2 separate regions of the Mus musculus genome follow, and region 1 is linked to region 2. Evidence: chromatin loops called from intact Hi-C (ENCODE). Cell type or tissue: heart. All regions are shown on one strand. Each heading gives the region's core, and the rest is flanking DNA. Links, peaks and the distances in the headings are about the cores only. Region 1 overlaps Atp13a3 (ATPase type 13A3). Region 2 holds the start of Gm52252 (a long non-coding RNA gene).

What was found. A loop is a pair of places that touch in the nucleus more often than their neighbours do. Peaks named below come from ENCODE experiments on the same cell type or tissue, not always from the same donor. Only the 100,000 strongest peaks of a DNase experiment are listed, where the experiment ranks them.
Region 1: a loop joins it to region 2, with 9 times the contacts of the local background. A loop is called at or near these places in 25 of 42 quality-filtered maps.

What each region holds. Positions count from the first base shown.
Region 1 is chr16:30,365,190-30,381,537 of GRCm38, forward strand. It overlaps Atp13a3 (ATPase type 13A3), which reads right to left. Exons shown (of 34, transcript NM_001128096.1): 3 at 1,646-1,746. The coding sequence starts at 1,696. Among named protein-coding and RNA genes, the nearest start is that of Atp13a3, 15 kb to the right of the region's middle. In heart, for the core only: a CTCF peak has its summit at 9,305 (motif pointing right); no DNase peak of the experiment used is centred there.
Region 2 is chr16:30,512,824-30,529,171 of GRCm38, forward strand. It overlaps Tmem44 (transmembrane protein 44), which reads right to left. Exons shown (of 11, transcript NM_001384248.1): 10 at 5,477-5,509; 11 at 1-1,999. The coding sequence ends at 1,892. It overlaps Gm52252 (a long non-coding RNA gene), which reads left to right and starts at 7,306. Exons shown (of 3, transcript XR_003951936.1): 1 at 7,306-7,365; 2 at 13,057-13,333; 3 at 16,330-16,348. In heart, for the core only: CTCF peaks have their summits at 7,908 (motif pointing left) and 8,584 (motif pointing left); DNase peaks (open chromatin) are centred at 5,208, 7,598 and 7,868; H3K4me3 peaks cover 387 bases.

The DNA of each region.
Region 1 (16,348 bases), core at 5,212-13,211, 150 kb before region 2:
TTTCTTTCTTTAACTTTTACTTATTCTTTTTGTCCTGCAGGTTGTGAATATATATTATGGCTTCCAGTTTTGTGTATCTATGGGATTCCTGGATGGCAGACATGTGTCTCTGTGTCTATGGCTACCTCTTGTGCCTTCCCCTGGTCTCTTTTCCTTCTGCTTGTTTTGCCTTATTCTCATTTGTTGCTTTCTTTTTTTTTTAATTTATCTTATAATATTTTGTTTTATTATTTTCCCTTAGATGCCTTTTTGTTTTCTATTTAGACAAATTGGGTAGATCTAAATGGGATAAGTAGATGGAACTGGGAGGAACAGAGAAAAGAGGAAACCATAATCAGAATAGATGGAATGGGAAAAAACTATTTTCAATAAAAGAAAAAGTTAAAAAGTAATGAAACTGTCAAAAGGAGGAAGAGGAAGAGGATGAAGAAGGAAGAAAAAGAGGAAGAGAAGGAGAAAAACTCTTGGAACCAAGTGGGCTTTGCTCAAGTTCTGTTATTCATATATACGTGTGTGTGTGTGCGTGTGTGTGTGTGTGTGTGTGTTTGTTTATTACTGTTCTAACTTGAACGCTCCCACTATGTCACATAGCTATGAAATGCATCTAAAGTTACTTGTTTCTCAGGATAAGGACTGAGGTGTTTGAAAACCCTGTCTCCCCTCAGGAGGAAACTTGTTACGCTGGAGGAGAGGCGTGCTTCTGATGGAAAAAGAAACTGGCCACTCACTGTTCACTGTGATTAAACTACAAGAGAAAACGAAAACCTTCAACAATTAAAACAAAATAAAAACTTTGAAAAGGCTCTATAGTAAAATCCAAACTATGCAGGCCTGGAGATGGCTCGGTGTTAAGAGCTGCTCTTCTAGAGAACCTGGGTTCAATTCCAGCACCCACATATGGCAGCTCATACCTCTAGCTGCAGGGCTTCTGACACCTGAAACAAACATACATGCAGGCAAAACACCAGTGTACATACAAATGAATTATTTTAAAAATCCAACCAACATAAATGATATAACCTCAATTCAAATAACCAAAATTAATTAATTAATTAGTTAAACCAAGTATCAGGAGACAATGGAGCATAACTTTAATCCCAACATTAGATAAGCAGAGAAAAGCTGATCTCTGAGTTTGAGGCTTATTCTACAGAGAGGTCCAGGACAGCCAGGGCTACTCAGAGAAACCCTGCCTCAAAAATCAATCAATCAATCAATCAAATGAAATGAAATGACAACAACCACCACCACTACCTCAAGTCCTGGCAAATAATGGCTCGTGTCTTTAATTCTAGGACTTACTTGGAAAGCACAAGCAGGTAGAACTCTGAGACTGAAGGCAGCCTGGTCAAGTTCCAGGACAGCCATGGCTTTATAGTGAAACTTTGCTGTCTAAAACAAAGAAAGAACACACGAACACACGAACACACACACACACACACACACACACACACACACAGAGCCTTAGTCAGGATACAGAGATTCCGATTTGTGTGTTGTGAGTGGGTGTTTCACTATCGAGCAAACCTGGAGCCTCGGTACATTAGGTAGACAAATACACCACCACTGGGCTATCCCTCAGCCTATGTTGGTTTTTCTTTAACTGTATACTTTTACTCCCTAGAAAATTATGAAAGTTAGTTACCATTTCATCTTCTTGACCCTTGTTGATAGTCTTCCTTTCTTCTTTGTCCATTTCTACAGTGGCTTGAAAGGTGCTATGCTTCACACAACAGGTGAAGATAACTGCAGGGAAAGAAACAAATGTTGGCTTCCTTTAAAAACAGATCTTGGCCATCACCAGAACTAGATGCTAAAACCCCACTGCTGATGACAACATACACTGAGAAATCAGGTTGGAACTGAGCTAGAAACTTCTCCTGTGAATAGCTTCCCTACTGCTAAAAGGTGCTATGCAAGCTGCTACTGGAGAAAAGTCATCAATAGTCGAACTCAGCTATACACTCTATACAATACCAGATGTCAGGCAAAATATACTCATGGGTACAACAGGGTCATGACTGGTATATACGTAACCAACCACTTTGTGATTGGATTTGGGACTCATTCCACAGGAGGGAAATCATGTTTTAACCTGTAAACCTGGACTAAAGCCAATGGCTTGGGAAGTCTCAGATCCTGTGAGAACAAATCTATTATCCTTGCTTTGTGCAAACTACCTGCAATTGTTTATTTTTATATCCATAGATTATTGCTGCTCTCAATCTTGGACAGAGAAACATCTGCAGTTAGTAAGCGATTCATAACTGGAAGAATAAATGTTGAGAACTCAGCCCTAAACACTTAGGACATCTACTTCACCCTCTCCAAGGCTGAAAGAACATCATGGAATTATAGGGGGCTGGAAAGAAAAAAAATAAACAAAATTGTGAAATACTGTCCTCCACCCATGACATGACAGCTGTACTCACTAACTCACAGTAGCAAATACTGCCCATCAGTATTTCATATTTCATCGTGGAGAGAGAGGGGGCTCATGAGACCCCCACCCCTGAGGAGCTATTAGCAGTTAATGGTTGCTGGGGGAAAGAGTCCATTTCTTCAGTTGAATAGTCACAAGTTACCTCATCAACCCTAATTAAACTCAATGGATAATAGCAAAAAACAAAAACAAAAAACAGAACAGAACTTGAAAGCAGGAGAGCTTGTTGGAAAAAAAAAACCAATCCAATTGTTCTGTGGAAGTGGGAGATGAGAAGACAATGGAAAAGGATGGGTATGTGAAATCCATACACATTAGACATGGGTATGAAATCAAAGAACATGCTGTCATAAAAACAAAAACAAAACCCTTTAGTATACCAGGTATAGCTCACAACTTTAATCTCAGCCCAGCACTTAGAAGGTGTGAGCAGATCTGTGAGATCAAGGCCAGCATGATTTACATAGTAGAGTTACATAGTAAGACTGTCTCAACAACAAATTTTTGTTGTTTTTGTTTTTTATTTGCTTTGGTTTTGGTTTTTTGAGACAGGGTTTCTCTGTGTAACCCTGACTGTTCTGGAACTCACTCTGTAGATCTGGCCTCTGTGCTGGGATTGAACACCACCCCCACCCGGCCAAAGGTAATTTCTATTACCTTGGCAAGAAAAGTGGTTGCACTTTACATTTCATAAATTTCTTTAATAATCTCTTCCTCTCCTTTTTAAGTTATCTCTTTGTCTAGTTGTCAGTGAACTCAGGAGTTTTCACCCTAGACATAGGGTGAAAGAACATAGAGTAAGGATTGCTCAGTGTCCCTGGAGTCAGGCAGGGTTGGCTGAGTGCTATCCCAAGAAAACTTTGGTTTGGAATTACTATTATTTGTTAGGAACAATACTCTCTTAAGATCCAGATCTGGTGGTACGCACCTCTAACCCCAGCATTCAGGAGGCAGAGGCAGGACAATCATGAGTCCCAGGAGTCTGAGCTACTTAACTCTTCCTCTCCCCACCTCACACACTCCCCCAAAAGGCTGTGAGACTGGTTTTCTGGCTGGTGCTTGATGCTTTACAGTGAATTCAGTTCTGTAAAGCATTTTAGCTCAAAGTAGATAAATAAGACTTCTCTAAAGCTAAGGGATGAAAAAAGGTTATTCCTCTCAGAAGTTAAATTATATCAAAACTGCAGTAGGTATGGGTTAATGAATCATACTGAGTTTTATGGTAGTAGTGGAGGGTCAAGAACTGGGATGTCACTGTCACTGCAGAATCAGCCAGCATTATTTCTGAGGTGCTGGAGAAGCCTGGCTAGGGAATTGTGTGTGATAACAAAGTGTTCTTCCACTGATCTGTATCTGCAGTCCCAGGAGACTTGAGAGTTCAACCAACCAGGGATTAACAAATATTTGGGAAGACGAAGCACCAGTACTAAACATGTACACTTTTTTCTTGTCAAGAATAGCAAAGGGATAAACATGGGTTAAATGTAAACAGCCTACCACGTTATATAAATGATTAAGCACCTGGCAAAGTCCTGGCAGTACATAAGAAATACCAATGGCTAGTTACATTTAAATTATCAGTTCTAACCTCTTCCCTGACTGGCCTGGAGCTTACTATGCAGATTAGTAGCACAAGCTTTTGACACCCCTCTCTCCTTCCCTTCCTCTCTCCCTCTGCCCTTCCTTCTCTCCCTCTTTCCTCCTCCCCTTTTCTCATCCTATCTCTCCTTTCCCACCTTTTGTGGGATTATAGAAATGAACCAGTATGACTAGCTGAAGTTGCCATTAAAATTCAATGCTCTCATTGAGCCTGTTTACTATTTAAGAAATATTTCCCTCAATTTCTCTAACAAGTTGACCTTATTCTAATATTTTTCTCAAAATCTTGAACAGTTAAAAAAACATAGCAAGGAATACTCCAATTATTTGAGTTATCATATGGTGATTTAGTGGGTAGGACAACCTATACTTTTTCCTCAACAATCATTGACCCTATTACACTGCAGTTCTTTATGTAAGAATTACTTCTCTGTGAGTCAACTGCTTTAAGACAGAACTAACAGCTTAACAAATTAACCAAAGTTAGCAAAATGATAAAATTTATATATAAAAATGCTCTAAAAATCATCCATTATCATTAATTTTAAATATATCATACACCTCACAGGAAATTACCAAGAATTAACCCTTCAAATACACTTGGAAAACTCACAATCCAACTGTGCTTACATTTAAAACATTCATATTGTAAAGGTATAATTAAATGTTAATGTTTATAAGTAAACCATAAAGACAAAGAACTATATAAAAATATATTAATACAAATGAAATCAAGTTGCATATTAAATGTGTTTCTGTCACACATCTTAATCTAAGTCTTCTGAAGCATTAACAAGGAGCTTTGAAAATACACTTTGGTGGCTTGCTAGAATGCATTTTTTTTAATCAAGTCAATTTCTACATCACAGAAAATAAAGAATTTTTTCTTACCAACAGCATTATACCATTATTCTTCTCCGATCCTGATATATCAGCTTTCAAAAGCTGGCTCTTCATATAAAATAGAACCATAAAAATCCATACAAATATTAAAATTTAATGCCAAATACTGGTTCTGCTTAAATTGCTCTGAAATGGTGATATTAAAATTTAGAACTTTTTAATTCAGCAAATTTAAATTGTTTTAGAAGATAAACCCTTCTGTTCTTTGTCACTGGCAGAACTCCTATTTGAATAAATCCTATCCTGCTGCATACACAAGTTCTGGCCTACAGTGCATGCCTGAATCTTGATGTTATCTAAACAGCAAAGGGCTAGGCTATTGTCCTTAACCAAACCCTTCCTTGAATTTATAATGAAATGGATTTACTTCATCGGGAGAAAAAAAATGCAGGGGAGGATAAAGTGAAGCTATCAGAAATAAAAGTCACCAAGTTTAATGCTTACGCCACCCTCTCCCACATTCCATAATTATTAAGAACTATCGAAATTAGTCTATAGTTTGTTCTAGAAGTTGATCAGAGCTTACTTTCTAAAACAAGACAAACTGGCATCAACTTGCAGAGAACTCAGCAAACATCTTAGACATCTTTGCTTTCCATGAGCATAATACTGTAATACTTCATCTGAGCCAAATGTGGTGTGTATTATAATCTCAGCATTCAGGAGACTGAATTCAAGGTCAATCTGAAGCTATCTCAAAAATTAAATGAAATGAAAAATTTTAAACCTGCCTAGAATTTCCAAAGGATTAATTTCACAAGGTGCTTTACAAAGTCATCAGTAACTTAAGTAAAACTTTAAGCAAAGCAATTTAAGTATTATATTTTGTTTTTTTGGAGACTCCCAAGTAGCCCAGGCTGTCCTGTTCTTTCTATGTAGTTGTTTCTGACCTGCTGAGGCATGTATATCCCTGCTTCCCCCCATGATATATACACCCAAATAAAAAAATTTAAATAAACATTTAACATTTAAGTAACCATTCCTTTTTTTGAGATAAGATCTCTCCGTATAGCCTAAGCTGCCTTAATTTTCCAAGTTCTGAGATTACAAACATTTACCACCTCACCCAGGTAAAAGCCAAAGGACACAGGAAAGGATGCTTCAACAAATAAATAACCACAACTGGCATAGATTTTCAAATTTATAGCACCCACAACAAATCCACAATTCAAATTCTATATGCCCAATGAACAATTTTTATCTTACTTCTTACTATCTATATAAATACCTATGTAAAAAGAGTAACAAAATCTTAATCTTCCAGCCATAGTAAGCGAACTGTTGACAACGCTGAGGACAGAACTCAACTCCAAATCAGCTCCTAACATAACAATAAAATGACATAATATAGCTTAATGAATACGTGGAAATTTTACAAAGATACCAGCTTCATTTTAACAAAGGTTTACTCAATACCCATTTTATCACTTCCCATCTTAGACTTTCTCTTATAATACATGCTTTTGTTTCTGTGTTTAGGCTTAAGGAAGACTATTGTGTCCAATATACACCAAACTAAGACTGTATTTACATTTGTCAAGTGAAGGCTTTGTATAGTATGTTTTTTCTATGTTATAGAGCAACATGAGAGTTATAACAAAATAAGTTATAATTAGGCCATACAATATAATTCCTCATGTTTTTTAAATCACTTTATATATACTATTTTTAATGAACATTTTTATTTAGTGGTATTCCAAATGGTTAAGACTGTCCTCAGGCTGGAGAGATGGCTCAGGGGTTAAGAGCATTGGCTACTCTTCCAGAGGTCCGGAGTTCAATTCTCAGCAACCACATTGTGGTTCACAACCATCTATAATGGGATCTGATGCCCTCTTCTGGTGTGTTTGAAGACAGCTACAGTGTACTCATATACATAAAAATAAATCTTTTTTAAAAAGCTGTCTTCATGAGACAAAATAGTTTATCTAATAAAGTTTGAGTTGTTTGCTTATTTATTTATTTAGGATTTTAGGATTTTAAGACAATATCATATAACCTAGGCTGCCCCTCAACCCCCTATGCAACTGAGACTGGCCTTGAAAATGTGACCCTCCTGCCTCTACCTCCAGAGTGCTGATATTAAAGGCATATACCATACTATCCAGTTTATTCTACATTTTAAAAATGTCTGTTTAAGAAGGAAGGGGGAATGGGGAAAGTGAGGGAGTGAGACATGAGAAAGCACCATACTGAAACTATTATTTGTATGCTAACCTAGAAATTAATTTAAAGGAGCAGGAGGACCAAGAATTGAAGGTCTCTTCAACGCATAGGGAGTTTGAAGTCATCTTCTACTTCATGTGATCTGGACTAAAAACTTCAAGTCTACTTATGCGATTCAAAACATTTCAATTATTCAAGTCACTAAGGTTCTAGAAGTCTCATATTTCTTTCTCATGTATGTAACATTTCTGAAGTCCATGTTCAAAGAGTTAGCAAAGTGTTATAATGACTAGATCGACTTCATTTTTTTTTTTTTGGTTTTCGAGACAGGGTTTCTCTGTGTAGCCCTGGCTGTCCAGAAACTCACTTTGTAGACCAGCCTGGCCTCGAACTCAGAAATCCACCTGCCTCTGCCTCCCAAGTGTTCGGATTAAAGGCGTGTGCCACCACCGCCCGGCATCAACTTCAAATTCTTATCCATTATGAAAAATGCTACAGCAGGCAAGAGTTTGAAGAGTTATAACTTGCAGGACTAAACAGCCTAGGAAGAATAGTACCTCTGCTATCCACGACAACGTGTAAACTGGGTGGCAGTGGGACCCACTTCTAATCCAAGCACTCTGGGAGTTAATCCCAGCAGCAGCAGGAGAAGCTTCTACAGACCAGACTGTCTACAGAGTGAGATCCAGAACAACCAGGACAAACAGAAACTGTCTTGGGGGAAAAAGTACAACAAACAAAAGCAACAAACAACAAAAGTCAACGTGTTAATTAACTGGTGGTAACCATCCTCTGGGCTGCAGTAAGACAGAAAGTTAGGTGGTTTTACCCAGAAGAAAGACTGTCTAATGTACACATAATCCCTAAAATCTTCACTCTCTGCCTAGATCGCAACTGAAGTCATGTTACTTTTGGCATTTTCAAAGCTATTTCTTTAACAAGCACATTGCCTTTTATCTGTTTTGTTTTTCTAATATAGAACCTCTTGGGCTGGAGAGATGGCTCAGTGGTTAAGAGCACCGACTGCTCTTCCAAAGGTCCTGAGTTCAATTCCCAGCAACCACATGGTGGCTCACAACCATCCGTGATGAGATCTGACGCCCTCTTCTGGGGTGTCTGAAGACAGCTACAGTGTACTTAGAGATGTTGAAAAGTTCAAGGTCAGCCCATTTATAGTGAGTTCTGCAACAGCCAGGGAGACACAGGAAGACAAGATGCTTTAAAAAAAAAAAGGGGGGGGGGGGGCTGGTGAGATGGCTCAGTGGTTAAGAGTGCCGACTGCTCTTCCAAAGGTCCTGAGTTCAATTCCCAGCAACCAAGAAACTGTCTTGGGGGAAAAATCCAACAAAAAATACAACAAAAAAAAAGGGGGGGGGGCTGGTGAGATGGCTCAGTGGTTAAGAGCGCCGACTGCTCTTCCAAAGGTCCTGAGTTCAATACCCAGCAACCACATGGTGGCTCACAACCATCCGTAACGAGATCTGACTTCCTCTTCTGGAGTGTCTGAGGACAGCTACCGTGTACTTACATATAATAAATAAATAAATAAATAAATAAATAAATAAACCTTAAAAAATTAAAGCAAGCTTTAAAAAAAAAAAAAGACATGGTGGTGGTACATACTTTTAATCCCAGCACTGAGGAGGCTAAGAGGCAGATCTCTATGAGTTCAAGGCCAGGCAAATCTACAGACCTACATCCAGATTTCCAGGACAGCCAAGGCTACAAAGAAACCTTGTCTGGATAAAACAAAAAACAAAAAGGAAAATATAACTTCCCTCCTCTCCAAAGCAAAGGAAAGAAAGGCCCCAAAATAGGAGTGCCAGCTTTAACTTGTCCACAGAAGACAATCCACTAAGAACTGTTAAGAGCGTCCCTTCACTTATCTTGGTCTCAATCTCTCCACTACTACAAGGTTGGTGAAATAATGTCCTAAGGTGGATTCAACCATGAAAAAGTTTTGCCTTACAAGAATACAGGCAAATGTAGTGACACGGTATCTTCAATCCCAGCACTGGGGGGTGGGGGGTGTAGAGGCAGGTAGAACTCTGTGAGTTCAAGGCCAGCCTAGTCTACATATTAAGTTCCAGGACATCCATGGCTATATAGAGACTGACTCTTAAAAAAAAAAGAAAGCAAAGCAAAGCATAGGCACTATGTACAACCTGCTGTTGCATTCTTTCACCTGTAGGTGGCAATCCAATATTGCTAAGGAAAAAGATGGCTGGAATTGACTAAGATGTTCAGTGATTAGAAGAGATAAGGTATTATATACCAAGTTGTTTAGTCGATATGAAAAGGGGTTGCTTTTGAAATATGTCCCATGAGAGATAAGATACGCAACAAAAACCATGAGGGCTGGGAATGATGTGAGTTCAAGGCCAACCAAGGCTCAATAATAAGATCCTCTCAAAAAACAAAAATATAAATAAATAAAGCCTAAACTATGTGGTAAAACACTTAGCCATTAAATTGGTGATGAAAAACAAGAAACAGGCAAGGTATACCATAATACAGAGATTCTGAGGAGGGTAGTAGCAGGGGACACTAATTAAAATATAGTATCTTGTATGTCACATAATGAAATTCACTGCTTTATAGATCAACTTAAAATTATAACAGAAGAGCCGCTGCAGCCTAGCGTGGAGGTGGCACACACCTGTAATCTCAACATTTTGCAAATGGAAACCTGATATCTGGTATTTAAGGCCATCCTCAGCTACACGGTGACTTTTGAAACCAACAAGGTAAACTATGTAAGACACTGTCTCTTTAAAATTTAAAAAAAAAAAAAAAAAAGTAATACAGGCAGGGAGATCTCTGACCAGCCTGGTCTACTGAGTGAGTTTCAGGACAACCAAGGCTACACAGAGAAATGAAAAAAAAGATTTTGGGTTAGAAGCAGTTGTGCATACTTGTAATACTTAGGAGGCTAAGGCAAGAAGCACACAAGCTTAAGCCTAGGCTACATAAGGTCCTTCCTGCCTCTTAAACAGATCAATAAAAAGAAAACCTTGGGTTTGATCCCCAAGAAAAGAAAGGGAATCTATACATACCTAATCTAACAATTCTAATCAATATTCATGGCATGTGTTATCTATACTAAGTATGTATGGGTAAAACATATCCTACTGTGCTGTTTGTAACAAAACCTAAGCCCTTGAATCTATCTTAATGTGTGCAATGTGTGCCAACAGAATGTATGAATAGCTTATGAAAGACAAATGAGTCAGATCATAAGAGACCAGGACAGCTCTATACAAGAAAAAAAGAAATATGATTAATATGCAACTTTTGTACCAATCAAAAAGTATTTACAAAAGACAGGAATGGTGGTGCATGGCTTTAATCCTAGCACTCTAGAGATAGAGGCAGGCTGATCACTGTGAGTTTGAGGCCAGCCTGGTCTACACAATGAGTTGTATGTAAGTTAGTCACAGTTTCATGATGAGATCCTGTCTCAAAAATGTATACCAAAGTGTTATCATTAACTAAGAAATTCTTTTAAGTATTTTAGAGTAAAGGTCACCAGTACCATATACTTCAAGTTCCTCTGCAAAATTAAATGTAAACTTTAGTGTTCCCTGCCTCATTGAGGGTGGTGACAGTGGATTTTAAAGTAAAATCTCACTGAAACAAAAGGTTATTTTAAAACAAGCAAACATGAAATATAATAGAGACACTGAATAAGGACTAAGAAAACAAGAATTTGTATAACTGTCTACGTAAACAAGGCAAATTGCCAAACGAGTGTAATTACTCCAACCTAAAATCTGTAATACAGATTTAAGGATTTCTTTGAATAATATAAATGAAAGTTTCTCCCATTTAACACAAATTAGTTTCAGCTTAAAACTATAATACCATTAACTAAAATCACTAATAACTTGGTTGACATTTAAATTGTTGATTTAAATCTAAATGCTCTCTAGTGGTGAGATTAGCTACACTGTTTTGTGCTCCTATCAGGACACACACTTCCAGCCACCCGCCTTGGATCTGCAAATGAAAGACACACACACACACACACATTATCTTATTTTTAAAATGCCTTAGCTAGTTCAAAGGCTGGGCAGTTCTAATCATCCGCCCAGCTATCATAGATTTCCCTCCAATACTCCTGACTCAACACCATCTAAATTTATGATCTATCTTTTATGCCCTGCTCCTTCTGGGTGGCCCCCTAGACTTTGCTGCCCAAGATGCTTCTGGGCAGCCCTTTTGAGGGCCCACATTCCCTCTCACCTACCTATTTTCACCTCTCTCTACCTATTTTGGATGACTTTCCTTCTGTAGCTCTAAATCTGATCCGTCTCCCTCTAAAACCTGGCAATTCTTCTCTCCGCTCCCACTCTATTCAGATCTAGCACATCTCCCTTTGCCCAGCTATCAGCCACTGACATCTTTATTTTTTTGTTTAAGATCTTATTTATTTTTTGTATGTGAGTACACTGTCCTCAGACACATTAGAAGAGGGCATCTGATCCCATTACAGATAGTTTTGAGCCACCATGTGGTTTCTGGGAATTGAACTCAGGACCTCTGAAAGAACAGTTAGTGCTCCTAACCACTGAGCCATCTCTCCAGCCCCCACTGGCTTCTTTATTGATCGATCAAAAACCAATTGGGGAAAATCTGTGTTGTCACACAGATTCCCAATTAAATCAAAGAATTAGAACCAATCACCAACAATGCTCATTAATTCTGAGACTGCTATTTTCCATTTTACCACAGCTAAAACTGGAGTGGTTTTTAAATGTTATTGTTGCTGTCAGCATACATGGGTCACTGTACAGAATGCTCAGAATTGGTTTTTTGGTTTTTGTTTTTTCCGAAACAGGGTTTCTCTGTGTAGCCATGGCTGTCCTGGAACTCACTTTGTAGATCAGGCTGGCCTCCAACTCAGAAATCCGCCTGCCTCTGCCTCCCAAGTGCTTGCTGGGATCAAAGGTGTGTGCCACTACCACCCGGCAAAATTGGTATCCTTATTTCTCAAAATTGATGTATGTACAATGTTGGTAGTAAGTGCATGTCTTAAATTACTAATGCATTAAATTACTAACTACCTTACAATAGGACTATCAACAAGTAATAGCATGCACAGAAAGGACTCAAAATATAAAAACAGAGTGGACAGAAAGAGCCAGGCTAGAAAGGGTGAATAGAGAATAATGACAAGGAAAATAAGAAAACTTTCCAGAGGATTATATTCCTAAATCTTCAATATGTTTGGGAGACAGAAATCCAATCTTTTTGGTTCTCCTGAATCTACCTCAAGCCTAGTTTATGGAGTGGATTGGGGGGAAGGGAGGTTTAAAATCCTGGGCTTCTTGCATGTTAGTCAATCACTGGACTAACCCAAGTTAGACTTACAACACCTCAGATGTATACACACACATACACACACACAACTTTCATTAACACATTACTGCACTGCTTTCAAAAAACCAAGATTTGTTTCATTCATGATCTTTACTACAGTATGATTCATATTTCACTCTTCTAGGCTTGCTGATTTGAAGGACCAATCACAAAGAAGCATGAAATCAGCAGGAAATTATTCTTTACAAAAGATACAACCCTGCACATTTAACTATTGTAACTAATAAGAACGCAGGTCAACTGTGTGTCAGAGAAGGAGAGAGCTGTATGTTGAAGTAAGATCTGATTATCATAGATAGATGGGCCTTAACTCTGCATCTTCCTGCTTCAGCTTCCCAGGATTAAAGATACATACGGCTTATGTGAACTTTAGAAATTGTATGAGTTTGTTTTTCTGCTTTATTCCTTTTCTCAATTCCAAATCTGCTATGTTGATCCAATGCAGTACAAAAGACCTCAAACAAAGCAAAGGACAGCCTGGGCTACATACATAGCAAGACCGTGCCTTTGGGGTAAAAAAAAAAAAAAGAGCTCAGGGTATGGTGGCACTTTCATTTAATCCCAGCACTCAAGAAGCAGAAGCAGGCAGAGCTCCCTGACTGTACTGTGAGTCCCAGAGAAGACTAATCTGTACAGGGTTATTTAGCCTAGAAACCACCTTCATGGGCATCTACAAAACTGATACTGTCATTGTTAAGTTATGGTTTGTTATTTGAGGTGCTTGGGGCTGAACCCCAAGGTCTCACCCACACCAGGCAAGCAATATACCACTAGATTCTCAAGCACAATTCCAGGCCTAAATAGTATCTTTTTAAAGACAAGAAAGGCAAGCATGAGATTAAACTACATTAAAAAGCTTTACCAACAAGTTTCTTAAAAAGGACATTAGCATACTTTTTCACAGGATTATTTTCTATTTTCTAAAGATCCACTAAACCAATTGTTGCTACAAATAAAGCTGAATCATTTACTCCTGAAAAGGAAAAAACCAAAAAAAAAACAGGACTTCAAAGATGGCCCCCAAATGTCCTTTCTACCCACCACAATTCTGCTTAACTGCAGTTTACATTATACTAGCCTAAATAGAAAGGCAAGTAGACAGGTTACCAAGCTCCTGTTTCCTGCTATCACTTAACTGTTAATATCCCCTGGGCTGTTTTTGTAACTATGTCACTGGGGACAAAGTGTAGCACTACTGGAATGTCTGTGACAGCAACAACTACCCATCAGTTTTCAGCACTCATCTCTCATCTTCAGACCCACAGATTGAGACCTCCATCCTTTCTCACAGACAGCTAAAATTCAACCTTTCTTCAAAATATCCTGCCCCTCAAACTTTTCAATTCATTCTACCCCTTAATGATTTGTTTAAAGCAAGAAATTTACCAGTCACCCTAGAATCCACTATTTAACACCTTCTACATCCAACTGGGCATCATTTCTAGCCTTTCTCACTGTACCGCACCACGGAAGTTGCTCCAATTCAGGTCCTTTTCCAAGTCTTTCTTCATAAACAGCTATATGTAAACCTACTATGACCTCTCTACCTCCCCTGTGTAAAGTCTCAGTAGCCTGACACTGTCTGCAATGTCATTTCCCAAATTAATGAGAATACACCCAAATCATTTCAAAAGATTCCCTGCTCATATAAATTGAATAAATGGTAGTTTAAAAATAGTTTAAAACACTGATCTCTAGCTAGTATCTAAACTTTCATAATGCAAAATATGTACTTCTTTCTCTACCACTGTGGAAGTGGGGTCCAAAGTAAAAAACTAATTACGAGACTTGTAAAAGCCTTTACAATCTGCCACTTTCCAACTGCCATCATTCACACTTAGAAACTTTACATCCCTTTCACAACAGCACAATTTGCAGCTCTTCAAATTGCTCTAGCACTTCCTGACGCCATTCTTCTCTACATAATAATCTTTCTGTCAAGAAAGCCTTCACAAACCTAGTCTGGCTGAGAAGCTGCTGTTAACCCTTCAAGCCAACTCAAGGCACTAAGCTTTCTTTGACTGTTCTTTCCATCTGCTGCAAAGGACTCCTGCCACTTTTCACCACTACTCCAACTGTCAGAGCAGTTACTAACGACATCAAACTCAGCCTTAAAAGCTATGAGACTCAAACCAGCACCTGGTAATACAACTGAATGAATGAAATGAGGTAAGACCACTGGTGGAATCTTTTTTTCTGGGCAAAATCCTACAATAAAATTTGAGTCTGAACATGCGCCACATCTCAACCCTATGCCTCTTTTCCAACTAACTTAGCCAGATTCCTTCCAGACCTGTAACCCTCCCTATAGAAACCCACCACAATGTTATTTATGTTCATCAAATTAATTCCTCTTTCTCTCAAGAGCAGTGCTTCTCAACCTTCCTAATAATGTTGTGAGCCTTTAATACAGTCCCCTCATGTTGTGGTGATCCCCAACCACAAAATTATTTTGCTGACCACTTCATATCTGTAATTTTGCTATTAATTGTAATGTAAATATCTGATTTGAGGAATATCTGATATGTGACCCCAAAGGGGATGACGACAAAGGCTGAGAATCATTGCTCAAGAGTCATTCTTCTCAGAAGTTAATGCATAGAGGCGACAGCTGGGGAGTGGGGAAGAGGGTCCAGCAGGTAAAGCACTTGAAAAGTCCCGTGTTAAAGAGGGCCAGAACCAATGTAAAATAATCAGTGCTTGGACCCATTCTAAAGACAAGCAGCGCCTTTAATCCCAGCACTTGGGAGGCGGAGGCGGAGGCGGAGGCGGAGGCGGAGGCGGAGGCGGAGGCGGAGGCGGAGGCAGATTTCTGAGTTCGAGGCCAGCCTGGTCTACAGAGTGAGTTCCAGAACAGCCAGGGAAACCCTGTCTCAAAAAAACCAAAAAAAAAAAAAAAAAAAAGTCACAAAGAAGAGACCCAATGTCAACCTGACTCATTCGACGCATATTCCCCGCCTCCCCCCCCGCCCACACACACACACACACACAAATACCAAGGCAAATGGCCACTGACAAATATCTGAAGTTGTCTTTTGGCCTCCACACAAGTGTGCCTATATGAACACATAATCTATATGAACACATAATATCTGCATATGTTGGCAATTTGTTCTAATCAACTGCCTCTGTGGTCCTGAACTGAACTTCATGATCTCAAATGGTCACAACTCCACAGCACTGCTTTTTAACTCACTAACTCAAACCAAACTGACTGACTAGAACTCAAGAGATCTACATACTTCTCTCCTGGGTGCTGGCATTAGAGATGTGTACCACCACGCCTGACCTAAGTCTTTCTTTACCTGAAATTTGCTCTATACCAGGGCTGGCCTTGAATTCAAGAGATCTCTTTGCCTCTGTCTCCTGGGACTAAAGGAGCATCTTCATCCCAGCCAATCACACAGACCTAGACCCTTTTATCAAGCAGCCACCCTGCTAGAGCAAAACCCCTCTACATATATGCAATAATCCAACTGAAGCAGTCAAAGAGTGTGAGGAGGGACAAAGAGATCCAGTGACCCTGGCCAAGTCTATCTTCTGGGTCTTAACATGAGGTTAACATTTAAGAAGAGGGCTACAGTTACATATTTCTACTAACCAGTCCAGGTCATGGTTCCACCCTTTTTCTCATCTCTATGGTAGTATGTCAAGTTGTAAATTTCTGGGAGGAGTGGGAGGAGTGTTGTGGCTGTCCATCCATCCTCCCTTCCCTCCCCATAAGGACTTAGGCTTTAGGTTTGCTTTCTCTTCTCCAAACATAAGATTCCTGGGGGAGCTACAATTTTGGGGGGGCTCACTGTTTCAACAGTCCAATGAACACATCTCTTTAGACTATCTTCACCTCTGCTAGGC
Region 2 (16,348 bases), core at 4,030-12,029:
ACTTCTAATCCTGCTGCCTCCACTTCCCAGACTCCGGGTGTCTATCATCCTACCCCTTATGCTGCACTGCAAGCCAGGGCCTTGCACGTGTTAGGAAAGCATTCGCCCAGCTAAGCCGCAGCCCTCCAGGCAAACTTTTAAGACAACTTAGTAACAAGAGCTCTCCTTAAATCACCCAGACGTCTCTGGCAGGTAACATACCTCAGACTCCAGGAGTTTAAGCAGGGCCTTCATTATCATGGATTATGGCCACTTCTACTTGTGAGGCTGATACTTTGGATACTGTATTTAAACGTGTGTCCTCATCTGTAAAGTGAAAGACTGGGCACGGCTGCTGGGGCCTGCAATCCCAGCACTTGCAATGCTGCCAGGTAGGAAGGCCATGATTTTGAGGTTATCTTGGCCTCTTACAGTCCCTGGTTTTGTTTGTTTGTTTGTTTAAGGAACGTACTTGAAGCACGTGTCTCATGTTTACTCTGTACCCTTGACCACATTTCTGCTTCTTGAAAAGTCAGGGGTGAGGAACTCACTAATTGTAGTCTGCGTGAGCAAGTCGGTCACCTTCCTGCTTTGGTGTCCTGCCTGGCTACAGGGCTCAGCACTAGCCCCCTAACCTCCACAGCCCGCTCTTTTCCAGCTCTCTCCTTACAAAACCATGTCACACCAGTCATGCCGGCCACGTCAGGTTTCTCCTTCCTTGACTAGATCTCCACCCTTCCCTGCCTCTAGATTTGAATGTTCCGGGCTGGAGTGTTCCACTTCACCACATCCCCCCATGGTCCACTCCTCACAGTGGTTTCAGTGGGTAAGACGACAGAGCAGAGCTGACTTAAGCAAGCCACCTCACAAGAGAGCCGAGAGCCCAGAGCAGATAAAGTGGCTTTGAATTCCAGTTTAGAGGTCACCCAAGGGCTTAGGAACCATGCAGAAACCTGCATGACCAACCAATCTCCACTGGCACCCCAGTCGTCACACTGTTGGGACTTGCCCTCAGGAGAAACTGGGCAGCTGCGGCTGAGTCACAGATGGGTCATGGGCCAGCTGCGGGCAGAGTTGTATGCCTTGGCATTGTTCCCAGGTCCCCTCGTGGCAGCCCTCTGTGCTGGGCTTCAGGCTGACTCCTGTTCTCCACCGTGAGACGGTTTTAACTCATTCGGTCAAAATTTATTCACCCCCAGTGCTCGCTCCTGCCTGGCCTCATTCCCTTTACTCATTCCCTCACTCGTGGTCACGTTATTAAAATCATCCTCAAATCGCCTGTCCAAGGATGGAAGTGCACTTCGAGTTGTGTCCGTATGCAAAGCACGCTTTCTGCTACCCGATAAAGCACGTGAGACCCCGTCACCCAGCCTCAGCATACATTTTGCCAGCCTGGAGGGAGTCCTGCTGCTCCAGAGCAGGCGGTAGTTGCCTTTGTCCTGCCAACGATCTGTTAACTGGATGGCAGAAGCCAGTTCCTGTACATCTACCCAGGTCTCCGAGCTGGTGGACCCACTCTTCCACCTGGGCTTAGGGGAGTCTTGAAGAATGCATTCCGCTGAGGTCCAAATGGTAGCTCTTGGTGAGTTCGATCCCATTGTTAAGCAAACAATATTTATGTTTGAATCGCGTGGGACTAGATCCCCTGTCATTTGGAAGAAAGCTCATCTTTACAAACAGGCTCTTCTGTGAACTGGGCATGTGTAGATCTGTCCCCAGGGTCCCCAGCTCCATTTTGAGCTATGGTGTAGACTAGCCATGCTAGGTGACAGGTCAGGGCTCCTCACTCCCTGAGGAGTGTCTGTAGCAGCTTCCATTCCTGACCTGGGTGGCCTCATAGGTTGGTCCCCATCTAGTCACTGACAGACTCCCGACTTTGAGTTCCGAGCTGATGGCTTGGCTCCCGAAGATGTTAGTCATCAGAGGCCAAATCCACGGGGCTCAAAGAGGCCCTGCGCACCTGCACTCTAAGGAGTTCCCCGTCCTTTTTCCTTTCAAGGTTGACATCTTCAGGGTCCCACTGTGGAGAAAAGACAGAAAAGCTATCTTGCTGTGACAGATCCTTTCCAACTTTTATAGCCCAGCCATCCCCAAGTAATGCCCCAAATCCTGGGTCTTATGACCCCAGAAAACACAAGAAAAAATCTGTAAGCACAAGCTAGCCAGGCCTGTGTGCTAGGATCTCGAGAGAGAATATAGCTTTATTAACTTTAGTGTTGTGGGGGATGGATCCCAGGACTTTGAGCATGCGAGGCAAATGTCGTAGCACTCAGTTAAGTCTCCTGCCCTCACGCTGTTATCTCCGCTCCACACAGCTTAGCTTTCAGTCAAGGACTGACAGAACAACCACCTTGAACAGAGTAACTCCGCCTCCCTTTCCATCTCCCCCATCTCTTCCCTCACCAATCTCTGTTCTGAAATCTCCTCCTGGAAACACTCCTGGACAAGAACAGGCCAACTTGGCTCTCTTTGCAGCCCAAGGGGACGACTCCTCCAGCAGCAAGCTTTACGCTCTGGAGATTCAGTCCACTGAACTCTTCCGCCTCACTTGTTATTGCCTACACCACGCATCGCATCCGCATACGGACAGCTCTGGCCTCTCTTTAGACATCTGCCTCGCCCTCCCGGAGATGACAAGTTCCTAAAGAGCAGAGCAGAGCTCCACCTTTACCCCCACATAGGCTTTTCTCTCAGCTTGGGGCTCAGTAGACTTGTCTAAAGTAAACACTTAAAGGTCAACTCCTGGCCTTGCTGATGGTTCCGTTCCCAGCGTTTACAGTGCAACTCTCGACTATCTGTAACTCCAATTCCAGAGGATCTGGCGCCCTCTTCTGGCCTCCTCGGGCACTACAGGCATATGGTACACATTCATGCAGGCAAAAACTCGTCCATATACAGACAATAAAGTAAATATTTTCTAAAAAGCCATTTCAGGGCCAGTGAGGTGGTTCAGTGGGTAAAATGTGTTTGGTGCCAAGTCTGATAGCGCGAGCTTGGTCCCCGAGAGCCACGTGATGGAGGGGCAGACTTGATTTCCTGTGCGCGCGCACACACTTAATTTTTAAAAAGCTGATTCAGCATGATGGATACTGCCATCACCGACTCCAGTAAAACTGACAAATTGAAATCTGCAGAGGTCTGAAAGAAAGGATTAGAAAGCGAGCTTGTAAGTATAGATGGAGCTGTCTGCAAAATATCCTTCAAAGACAACAAAGCAGAGAGTGAGTGGGTTCTGCGCACTATTTAAGATGAAGAACTTCAGAGCTGGGCATGGTGGTGCACCCCGTTAATCCAAGCACCCCAGAGTTTGAGGCCAGTCTGTAGATGTCTACATAGAGTTCCAGGACAATGGGACTATACAGCAAAAGCCTGTCACAAAAAATACAAACCCAAACAAGAAAAACCCAGAAACAAGCAGTGCTCAAGGAAGCAATGTCAGCTTGGACTGAAAGACCTCCCTATTCGGGCAGGATCCTAGACCCAGACATGCACGTGCACCCAGGGAAGGACACTCTGCTGTCACAGATCACTTCTGAGAAGTCCCAGAGAAAACCTTCAGTGCTTTCATGTAACGCCCATAGCTCTGAAACACAAATTTTGGCTGTGTCAAGACTGTTTTTTCCCACAACCATTAAGGACTTGAGTCTGGAGCTCTGTGACCCCAGTGATGCGAAGGGCAGAGACAAGAGGGCTGCTGGGGCCTGCTGCCTGCCAGTCTCACTGAAAAATGCAAGGTTAGTGGAGAGACCGTGACACAAAGAATATGGTGGAGAGAGGTTAAGGACATGATTCTTGGCCTCTACAAGTGCATGATATTCTGTACAATCTTTTTTTTTTTTTTTTGGTTTTTCGAGACAGGGTTTCTCTGTATAGCCCTGGCTGTCCTGGAACTCACTTTGTAGACCAGGCTGGCCTCGAACTCAGAGATCCACCTGCCTCTGCCTCCCGAATGCTGGGATTAAAGGCGTGCACCACCACGCCCGGCTTTTTTTTTTTTAAGATTTATTTATTTATTATTATATGTAAGTACACTGTAGCTGTCTTCAGACACTCCAGAAGAGGGCATCAGATTTCATTACCGATGGTTGTGAGCCACCATGTGGTTGCTGGGATTTGAACTCTGGACCTTCAGAAGAGCAGTCGGCGCTCTTAACCACTGAGCCATCTCGCCAGTCCAATCTTTTTTTTTTTTTAAATTCTGTACAATCGTATACACATGTGCGCATGCTCGCACGCGCGCACACACACACACACACACACACACACACACATATACACAGAGAAAGAGAAAGAGAGAGAGAGAGAGCTAAAAAGACCCCTGTATCCCAGTATCCCAGTGACCCTGCAAACCTGGCACTGAGATAACTTGGTTCACGCAGCTCAGCCCTCTGGGGCACCCGTCTGGGGTTCTGCAAACTTTCTGCATAGTTGTGATTGCAGACTCTTTCCATACATCAAAGTTTCTCCATCTTCAGAGCCATGTGCTCGGTGGCAGAAGCAGGGACCTATTCTGCCCTCTGAGGATGGCCAGGACACCTTTTATGAAGAGCACAGACCTGAGTCCAAGGTCAGAGATCTCAGAATGTTCCCTGGATCAACAACGCCGAAAGCACCAAGCCACCAGTCGTCCGGCTGACGTTAGGGTCTCTGCAGACACTGACGGTGGAGTGAGACACGCAGCGTGTCATCTTAACAAGCTATTACAGAACTTCTGAGATGCTCTGATGTTTGAAAGCCACTGTTCCAACTCCTCAAACTAAGTTATTAGTTCACCTGCCCACGAACAGAAACAGCCTGCCTGACACTTTGATGTGGACTAAATCTTAGAAAGGCAACTGAAGTCTCTGACTTCGGAATCTGTAGGATAACATGCTGAGATGCTCTGAGCGATTAGAAAAACACAATTAGAAGTAAGGCATAAATTAATGTGGGTGAGTGATGTATTCTTGTGTCACAAACACTCCTGGGTGATAGAAGACAGGCACAGGTGACTGTCGGGAAATATGCCCATCTGGTATTGCAAGTGAGGACACGGCCAGCTGCCTGAGGACACAGAAAGACAGCAGGGAGCCTGTGGCTGTTTCTCATAACCACTGCCGCAGCCACACCCCACAGACCACTTGTGACCTGTAGCTATTCCACAGACCCTCCCTGACTGTGTCTCTTCACTGGGTTACACACATCTTCTCTGAGCTCCTCCCTGGTTGAGCCAGTCTACCCTGAATACTCCCTGGTTCAGAAAAGACTTTGAAAGAGAGCACCCGGAGTCCCGCCTCCTGATCTTTCTTATCTCTTATTTATTTTTCTTGGCAGTGCTGGGACTAAGCTGCCCCGTAGGCTAACAGCTGTCCTACACTTCTCCAGACTGCGTTCCCTTTTTGATTTTTAAACCAAAAGAATTGCCGTGTGCTCCATCCAAGGAAGTCTAACAAAAATAGAAATTGGAAAAACAAGCCGTGGAAGTCCCTCCCGAAAGACACCAAACGCTTGTCCGTACCTGCTCCGAGTTTAGGGCTTCCCAATACTTCTGCTGTGGGATAAAAAGAGACAGAGAACAAGTTGGACAGATGGCACCCCTGCCACAGAGCAAAGCGCATCAGCTCATAGCTCAGTGAGCCAAGAGTCAGAGCTTTGGTGGCTGGGAGAAAGGACGCAACACTCCAGCAAGCAGGAAGGTGGTCGCTATTAGCAGAGTAGTTAATTTAGTAAGTTAGTTAAATGATCAACAACAACAAACAAAACAAAACAAAACAAAAAACAAACGCCATGATTACTATGCAGGCTTGTGGATTCTGGGGAAAATGATTTACAGAGACATAATAATTACTATGATTAGAAATGACGGGTGCAAGTAGTTCTAATAATAGTAATAATAACAGTAATTCTTCTATTCATTAACTGCACAGCTGAGGTGATCCAATGCAAACTCATAAAACTAAGAAAGAGGTGCGCATAAAATATCCACCTTGAAATATGGGGTTTGCCAGGCAGCTTGGATTCAGTTTCACTCAGTGTTTATTGCATGGTTGGTTCCACTCCAAGCCTCAAGTATGCCTGACTCAGGCCTCTGGCGGGGCAAGCGCAGGCTGCGCCATCCCTCGGGCTCTTCCTTCGGTGCCTGGGAGACATTGTATTTCTGACACAAGAGCTAGAACCTAAGCTGAGAGGGTACTTGTGGATGGGAGACTGACAAGCAGCCGATGGGTTTAAGGTTATTGGCACACGAAAGCAAAGCTTCTACTGTTCAACTCTTTTCATTAATTAATCAGTTAATTAATGTATTAATTGTGACAGGGACTCATGTAGCTGAGGCTGGCCTCAAACTCACCACATAGCTGAGGCTGGCCTCGATCCTCCTCCTTTCACCTCCCAAATGCTGGGGTCACCAGCGTGTGATGACATGCCTGGATTGTTCAGCTCTTTAAGTGTTCATTTTTAAAAATGCTTCGATTATAAGGTTTCCAGTCATACACAAAAGCAAAGAATAATGACCGCTAGCGGGGCAGCCTGCTCCCCAACCTTCTGATTTGGTATTTTAAAGTAAATCACTTGATTGAAAAGACTTTAGAATGTTTCCGTAGATAAGCCCCAATCGTAAATCAGGACTAAACCTAACGCTATCTCCACGTAGCCCCAGCTAACCCCTGAAGAAGCCTTAATCTCCACTTTATTTTGCAGGGAGGGGGAACTTACCATGAAACCCAGGGCCTTACACATGTTAAGTCTGAATTGTAGCTCAGGCTGCCCTTGAAAGCGAGGCAGTACCAAGAGCTGTGCTTTTCCATGTGAGACATCACACCTGGCCCAAATGTTACCAGCTTACTAGAGCTACACCTTGGGCTGTCACTGTTTTTCAACCAATTAATCAATCAATTTTGTGTAACAGGCTCTCGGTACATAGCAGAAGTTGGCATGAAACGTGTCATCCTTCTGCATTAGCCTTCCCAGTGCTGAGGTCATAGGCATGTACCACCCCTTCTTTTTTAAGCTGAAATATATATGTATATATATCATATTATATATAATTATGTGTAAAATATATAAATATATGTGATTATAGATGATTATATTATATAATTTATAGTATATAAACTATACTATGTGAAAGATACACTATAAATATAATATAAATCTTTACACATATATATATGTTATATATATGAATATTATATGTATATAATTGTCGTTCATATTTGTCCCTTCCTATCCTTCTCTGCCTCCTCCATGCTAGCGCTCACCTAAGAGGAGTGGAAGCCTTACTCAGAAGCAGCGATAGCACAGATAGCTGCCACAGGGCAGGGGCTCCCAGGATGAAAGCACTCAGCCATACCCATCTTTTTATGGCATTCTTCTGAGGAAACATGTGGAAAATATTCGTAAGAAGAGGTACAAATTATTTAAACTGATGTGAAGTAGGGGCCAGGAATGTTTCATAACTTTAAATTGTGGTGGAAATAAGAAGAGAAATTAAATTCCAAAGCACTTTGCTTTTCGTTAGAAAATACAGACGTTCATGCGAAATGTTAAGTGGCAAAACGTTAGGTTACAGTTAGGATGCACTTGTTTCTTTAAGGAATGTTTCCGATTGCAGTGTGCTATCCTGGACTGGATCCAGCTGCTGGAAAACTGCTGAGATCCAAACAGAGCCGGGAGTCCAGCTGGTAGAAACGTACTGAGTTCATTTCTTAGCTTTGCTAAATGTAGCACGTTATGTAAGACGCAAATAGAGCAGCTGGGCAAAGGGCAAACGGAAAATCAGGACTAATTTTGAAAAAATTCTGTACATCCAAAATTATTCCTAAACAAAAAGTTTATTTAAAGCCAAGCAAACCAATAAGTATGCGTCTCCCAGCTGGGTTGAAGTGAAACTTTATAAAGTCCTTCCAAGCTGCCGACAAAGAACAGCTTGAGAGTGTGGGAGAGCGCCCTCTGCTGGAAGGAGTCATTAGGGTTTGCTGTTATTAATTTAAGATAAAGAGTCTCTTTTAAGATTAATTTAAGAGTCTCTTTAAGATTAATTTAAGATAAAGAGTCTCTGTCTAGAGGAGACTAAGCCCAGCCTGCGATGCTGGGATTACAAGGATGCACCCCCACACCTGGCTTCAGGTTAGCATTTTAAGCCACTGATAACAACATCCTAAGAGGCTCACTAAATTCAAATCTTTGCAACGGAGCTCTCTCCTCCCAAAAGACTAACAATAAATAAAATGTTTTAGGTCTTTTTCTGTTTTAAGAACAAAACAAACACAAACAAACATGGTTTGTTTGTTATTTTGTTTGTTTGTAAAATTTTCAAAAAACAGTGTCCCAGCTGGCGCTAGGGAGGTGGAGAGCAGGAAGATCTGGTTTTCAAGGTCTACATATTGATTTGAAGCTAGCCTGGGCTACTTAAGATTCTATCCCAAAAATATACACACACCTGGGACTGGAGAGATGGCTCAGCAGTTAAGAGCACTGGCTTCTCTTCTAGAGATCTCACTCAGATTTGAGTCCCAGCATCACATGGTGGCTCACAACCATCTGGAAAGTAACTCCAGTTCCAGGGGATACAGCAACGCCCTCTTCTGGCCTCCTCAGGCACTGCGTGCATGTGGTACACCCGCATGCAGGAAACACTCCTATCCTTGGGAGAGTTTCTGAATAGTTATTGAATAGCCTTCTGAGAACAGTTATTATTGTCATGCTATATGTATAATGGTGACATGTATTTACTACTTACAATGCAATAAGATCAAATTGTGCAAATACTTTTTCTCTTTTGCACTCAATAAACATCTCTCACAGCCTTTATCCTTCGGGACAGAATCTTGATATGTCTGTCATTCAAGCCAGCCTCCGGCTCCCAAGGACTGGACTCCAGGTGTTGCCACCACACCTGGCGCCACTGATTGCTGAGTTGTTCTCAAGATCCTGACTGTGTCACCTCTGTGAACCACGGCACAAAGTTTCCACTCACATGCTCCCTACAGCTTGCTTTCCCGGGCTTCTGAAGTCAAGAAGCAGGCACTAGTTTTTTTTTTTTTAGTGTCTACACAGCATGTGGCGATATTTCTCTTAGTCCTGAGGAAGTGGAGGATGGCTAAGCATTGAGAAAATAAGGTCACATTCTAAGCTTAAGACAGACTGTGAGAACGGGAGCATCAGGACCAAGGACTTCCTCTTCTATGTAGGGAGAAGTGACTGCTCCCAAGACCAGGGAGGTAAGATGGCACTGGACGTGACATGGGTCACATTTTCAGACTGGCCATAGAGAGACAAAATAGGTTCATCTCCCTTAGATCGGATTAAATGGATTTCTCTTTTTGCCTCTTGCAAACCTTAAAAACCTACACCATATTTTCCCACACTTCCATTCTTTCTGTTTCCGTTATTATGTTCATTGCTGGGAACTGAACCCGAGGTCCTAACCAGCCTACAAAAGCACTCTCCTGTTGAGCCACATCAGATCTATGTCTTTTTAAAACTCATACAGTATTCTTGACTATGGTGGTTTAAATGAGAATGGTCTCTATTGGTTTCATATATTTGAATGCTTGATTTCCAGTTGGTGGGCTGTTTGGAAAGGATTAGGAGGTGTGGTCTCATTGGAGGGGGTGTGGTCTCATTAGAGGAGGTGTGACCTCATTTGGAGGGCGTGGCCTCATTGGAGGGGGTGTGGCCTTGTTGGAGGACGCGTGGCACTGGGATTGGGCTTGTGTCTCCCTCTGCCTCGGACTTGTGCTTCAAGATGTGAACTCTCAGCTGCTGCTGCTCCAGCACATGCGAACCTGCCTGCTGCCATGGTCATGGAGCCTCATTACAGCAATAGAAAGGAGACAAAGGATAACCAGTTATACAGCACTTACCCTGGAGCAGCTGGCATTACAGTCCCTCCTCTCCGACTGCCTCCCATTCCCTGTCCTTCCTGGGCTGTGACAGAGGGAAATAGGATCTGCAGCCTGGAGCAGTCCAGAGGACATGACGTGCTCTATGGAAGGGCGAGGCCTGACTGCTCTGGGTGGTCTGACTGGCGGGCTTCTCCAACAGGTCTGGACAGGCCCATTGTGCTGGATCAGAGAACGCAACCTCAGCCCACAGTGGATGGACTTCCTCTGTGAGGCTGACACAGAAACATGCTAAGGTTGGAAGGAAAGGGCAGCCTGGAGGGGTTACTGTGTGTGCAGATCATGTGCAGAATTCTCTGTCTCTAGACTCTAGTCATACTGATACACAAATAGCTTAGAGCAAAGGGAGGGAAGCGGCACACCAGGGACTCGATCACGAAATTTGCAAGCAGTGTTGCCGATCAAGCGCTCCTGGTCAAGGTCAACTTACAGCTTCTGGGGTTTGAGTCACAGGAACAGAAATGTTCTAGAGCGGATGTGTGGGTACATAGTGGTGTGTGTGTGTGTGTGTGTGTGTGTGTGTGAGCATGTCTAGGCTGCCACTGACACAGCAGTTATCAAGGACATTGGTCCTCTTGGCTGGTGACTTGCCCCCTAAGCTCTCCTGAGGGGGGGGAGTCTTTCTAGTTTGGGAAACTGGCTGTCTTAGGATTTTATTGCTGTGAAGAGATACCATGACCACAACAACTTTTTTATGAAGGAAAACAATTAGAGCTTCAGTCTATTGTCATCATGGCGGGAAGCATGGTGGCATGCAGGCAGACGTGCTGCTAGAGAAGGAGTCAAGAGTTCTACATCTGGGTCTGCAGGAAGCAGGAAAAAGAGAGACACTGGGCCTGGCTTGAGCATCTGAAGCATCAAAACTCACCCCACACTTCCTCCAGCAAGGCCACACCTTCTAATGAGCCTATAGCCACTCCCTATGAGTCTACAGAGGTGGGGGTGGGAGTGGCTTTCATTAAAAATCAAACAAACAGAGACCACCACACTGGCTCATAGTAAACAATCTTTACCACCTCTTCTAGCTGTGCACCTTTACAGCTGTGTACAATTATCTCTTCCAGCTGTGCACCTTTACAGCTGTGCACAATTATCTCTTCCAGATGTGCACCTTTACAGCTGTGTACAATTATCTCTTCCAGCTGTGCACCTTTACAGCTGTGTACAATTATCTCTTCCAGCTGTGCACCTTTACATCTGAGGTCTCCATTGTGCTCCACAGCATCTAGACTCCTTCACATTCAACCTTGGCTGGGACTTTTGGCCTTCCCATCATTTCTGATCTTATGTCAGGCCCAGGGCTCTCAAATGGCGCTATAGTGTGTCACCGCCCTTGTACCTTGTATTGAATGGGTGCCACGAATAATGTGTGGATTCACGGTCTATGGAGTGTGCCTTCCCCTGAAAATGCTGAGAGTCTGTCTCCACAGAGACCATGTGAATGTCCTTTCTCTATGGCCATCAGCCATAGCCACTTTTGAAAATTGGCCATCTGCTCCCCTATGCAGTTTTCTTTAGTGCTGCACTGAAGGCAGGCAGATAAGAGTTTCTACACACCCTGGCTAGTTTTAATATCAACTTAACAGAATCTAGAGTCATCTGAGAGGAGGGGACCTCACTTGAGATGTCTCTATAAGATCAGGCTGTAGGCAAGTCTGTAGGGCATTTTCTTATTAGTGATTGATGGGGGAGGGCCCAGCCTATTGGTGGTACCACCCTTGGACTAGTAGTTCTATAAGAAAGCAGGCTGAGAATGCCATGGGGAGCAAGCCAGTAAGCAGCCCTCCTCCATGTCTCTGCATCAGCTCCTGCCTCCAAGTTCCTGCCCTGTTTGAGTTCCTGTCTTGACTTCACCCATTGAATTGTGATTCGGGATATGTAATTCTTTCCTCCCCAAGTTGCTTTTGGTCATGGTGTTTCATCACAGCCGTAGGGAGGTGACTAAGCACTATGGTTTTCCCAGGGGAGTGTCCATGGCAAGTGTGGCCTTGTTGGTCTCATGCCTGCCGCCGTCACTGAGATTCGTGAAGATCCCAGTGTCTCATCCTGAGCTGGACAAGACACGGTGTGATACACATGAGTAGGAAGACTGGGGCAGAAGTCAGTGTTCTCATCTATGCCAGAGCTCAGGCAGAACAACCCTGGCCCTGCCAGTGCTGTTAGGTACCATCTCCTGCAGGCTTCAGAGCTAATGGCACTAGGTTCAAATCTTGGCTTAGCCTCCTCCTCTTCTTTTTTATTCCAGCTATCACTGCCTGGGCTAGCTGGCAATGGCTGGGGTTAGAGTTGGGAGGCGCTATACTTGGCTTTGTCTTATGTTTCCTCAAGCTAGCAAAACTCATCTAGCCTCAGACGTCCGCCTTTGGGGCTGTTTAAAATCAGTAGTGCCTGGGAAGTCTTCACTAGCCCCTGCCAGGGCCTTGCACAGGACACACACACAGTCACAATCAGCACTCTGTCGTTCTGATGGATAGGGTATAGAAATGCTCGGTGAGCTGGGATACCATGGATACAACATGATGAAAGCATCCCTCATTTCACTTCCCCAAGTGCATGATGGGAAGTCAGTGTTCACAATAGTAGACACATACCCCAAGAATCTAAAACCACTCTAAGAAAGTTAAGAAAATGACAGGCAGTGGTGGCGCATGCCTTTAATCCCAGCACTTGGGAGGCAAAGGAAGGCGGATCTCTGTGAGTTCAAGGCCAGCCTGGTCTACAGAGTGAGTTCCAGGACAGCCAGGGCTACACAGAGAAACCCTGTCTCAAACAAACAAATAAAAACAAAAACAGAAGGAAGGAAGGAAGGAAGGAAGGAAGGAAGGAAGGAAGGAAGGAAGGAAATGGATAAAGGTGACAGGAACTGAGTATCTCCTTGGCCCACAGGCCTGGACAGTGGGAGTGTAGAAGTATCCACTCTCATCTACGGGGTCTAGCAGAAGCACATGTGGTCAGTGACAGATCAGGCCATAGGGATGAGAGAAGTACACTCAGGAGCACTCAGGGATAGGCATCCCAGGAGGGAGGAGGGAGGAGGGAGGAGGGAGGAGGGAGGAGGGAGGAGGGATGCCCTGGGTGCCCTGAACGTACATCAAGTATGAGAACGATGCCACCTTAGCGACAAGAGAGGCTAAAGGCACAGGATGTGATCTCTGAGGCCTGACTCTGACCCCCCAACGTTTCCATCTTTCAGGCAAGAGTTCCGAAGGCGTGTGCAGAAGGTCTGAGTCACCGTGGCCAAGAGGCACTGCCGCTGCCTGCCCGTGGGCAGGCTCAGGCCTGTCCTTCTGTCCTCATGTTTTCCCTTCACATGCCCACGCTCAGAAAATGTTTGCTGAATGACTGACCGGCTGCCGAGGTGAGATATACAGTTACGCCATCTGCCAACAGACACCTCCTGATATCACTTAGTATCAAACAAATCAAGAAATTCAAGGAACATGGCTCTCTGAACCAACGGCTCTGAGGAGGTAAGAGCCGGTTAGTGGGCCTGGTATTTAATCTGAATTTCCATTTTTACCCTCTTCATGCTTCATGCTCCAAATTTTCTGCCCCTAAAAATGTATAACATTTAGTGTGTTACATGTATTAATTTATTTAGCCCTTTAAGGTTAGTTCTTGCTGTATTTCCCAGGCTGGTCTTAATCCTGGGCTCTAATCCTCCTGTCTCTGTTTCCCAGGTAGTTGGGACTATATGCATATATTATTTTTGCTTGTGTTTTTGAGACAAGGTCTCACAGTAGCCTAGGCTAACCTCAGACTCACAATATAGCCCCAGATGGCCTTGAACTCATTGCAATCCTCCTGTCTCAGCCTCCTGAATGCTGAGATTTTAGGCTTGAGTCACCATACCTATTTTTATTACTTTTAAAAAATAGAAATGTGGGCCAGACAGATGGACCACACACCCGGAGACAGTCATGACCCCCTGTGTCATGGGAGCTCCCAGCCCTGTCTGGCCCAATAGTGGGCTTAGTCCCACGCTCACTGTTTCTTTTTTTTTTTAATTTATTTATTATATGTAAGTACACTGTAGCGGTCTTCAGACACACCAGAAGAGGGAGTCAGATCTTGTTACAGATGGTTGTGAGCCACCATGTGGTTGCTGGGATTTGAACTCCGGACCTTCGGAAGAGCAGTCGGGTGCTCCTACCCACTGAGCCATCTTACCAGCCCCACTTACTGTTTCTGTATAGGACCTTGGCAGTTGTGCCATTGGCTGTATGTGGTGGAGAATGTGAAGCAGGAATCCTGAGCTGGGGCATCTGCACTTTTTTTTTTTTTTCTTCGAGACAGGGTTTCTCTGTGTAGCCCTGGCTGTCCTGGAACTCACTCTGTAGACGAGGCTGGCCTTGAACTCAGAAATCCCCCTGCCTCTGCCTCCCAAGAGCTGGGATTAAAGTTGTGGGCCACTACGGCTTGGCTGGATATATATAATTTTATGTATATGAGTACACTGTAGCTGTCTTCAGACACATCAGAAAAGAGCATTGGATCCCATTACAGATGATTATGAGCCACCATGCTGGGAATTGAACTCAGGACCTCTGGAAGAGCAGTCAGTGCTCTTAACTTCTGAGTTATCTCTCCAGCCCCTGGATGTACATATTTTTACATAGGATTTTAAAAGCGAGACTATAGGGAGGCTCTGCCGGTGCCTGACAAATACAGAAGTGGATGCTCACTGCCATCCATTGGGCTAGAGAAAGGACCTAAGGAGCTGAAGGGGTTTGCAGCCCCATAGGAGGAACAACAGTATGACTCAACCAGTACCCCCAGAGCTCCCAGGGACTAAACCACCAATCAAAGAGTACACATGGTGGGACTCATGGCTCCATCTGCATATGTAGCAGAGGATGGCCTAGTCGGTCATCAATGGGAGGAGAGGCCCTTGGCCCTGTGAAGATTCTATGCCCCAGTGTAGGGGAATGCCAGGGCCAGGAAGTAGGAGTGGGTGGGTTGGTGAGCAGGGAGGGGGGAGGGGGTTTTTGGAGGGAAAACTAGGATAACATTTGAAATGTAAATAAAGAAAATAACTAATAAAAAAAGTGAGACTACAAATGAGAAGAATGGGTTCCACAGAGGAACAGCCAGGACCAGCTGCAAGGGCAGACTCCGGCAATGCTGGACACCGCGCTGCCTAGTGCTTAGGGACAGAGCAAGAGGCCTCCATTTCCAGAGAGCAAATATCCCCCTATTCCTCCCCCACGGGCCCCTGTGTCTCTGCCCTGCCTTGCCCTCACTCTGCAGTCCCTTTAGCCACAGGCCTCAGTGGAGAATGCAAGTTCCAAGCTTCTAGGTGTCCCACACATTCTCAGACTCAGCTTAGGAATATTGCCTGGACAGGTGTACAGGTCCTAGCTCCAACCCAGCCCTCAACCAGCAGCTGTTGAGGGACAGATGAACAGCAGGTGACACATCTGCACTCACCAGGCCACTGCCACCTGTGGCAGGTGGGCAGGGAAATGGGCAACAGGGAGAGGGAGCCACTGGTCCAAGGGGAGGGTCACACAAGCCGGTCTCTGGATAGAATTCTGACCCATGGGAATGGGGCCAGAGGGAACCCCAGGGAGGAAGGTCCAGGGGTCCAGGACAGGAAGGAAAATGGCCAGGACAGAATGCTAGGTATGAGCAGAGATAGCACGGTACACTGGCTGGGAATGCCTGGAAAAGCACACTAAGTGATCTGGTTTACCCCTCGTCAAAAGTTCTGAGGTTTGGAATTTTTTTTTTTTTTTAGGTTTGGAATTTTTGAGTCCTGTATAACTCTGACTAATCTTCATACTCTGGGTAGATAACGATTATTTTGCCAAATAAGGGCATTAAAAAAATCAAACTAAACCCAAACCACAGATCAACATTACGTACTGCTTATGTACATCGTTTCACAGACAGGATTTCAACACACAAAAGGCTGGGACACAAAAAGGAAGTCATTCCTTCCCCAGACATGCCAGACTGCCTGGTTCTCTGACATACGTGTGAGCCTGTGTTGCCTTTGATCTCCTGTGTCCTCAGACAGACGCAAACTCCCTTGCTGAATGGGGTTGAATGGGGCTGGGTACTCAGAGCGACAGGACACATCGGAGTTTGTGGATCCCTCATGTGATGCACATTTTGTTCAGATACAAAGAAGATGGAGGCTGGGTGTGCTGCTTCCAATAGGTCCTGCCTGTGTGGGTCAGGGCCAGCATTACAGGCCTCTGTTCGTTGGGGTAAAGAAACTCTTTTATGGTCAAATGGGCTGGGAAACACTGGTACCAAGCAAGATTCCTGCCTTCCTTTCTCTCTCCCTCCCTCCTTCTCTCCTTTCCTTCTAAAGTGTTCTAATAGAGCCTAGGCTGGATTTGAACTCATGATCATCAGCCACATGAATCCTGGCGTTACAGCCTAAACCATTAATCCTAAACTATAACACTGAGGCTTTTTAAGAGACCTATTACTTATGTTTTCTGTTTCTTCTTAGGAAGGACCTGAATGTGCAA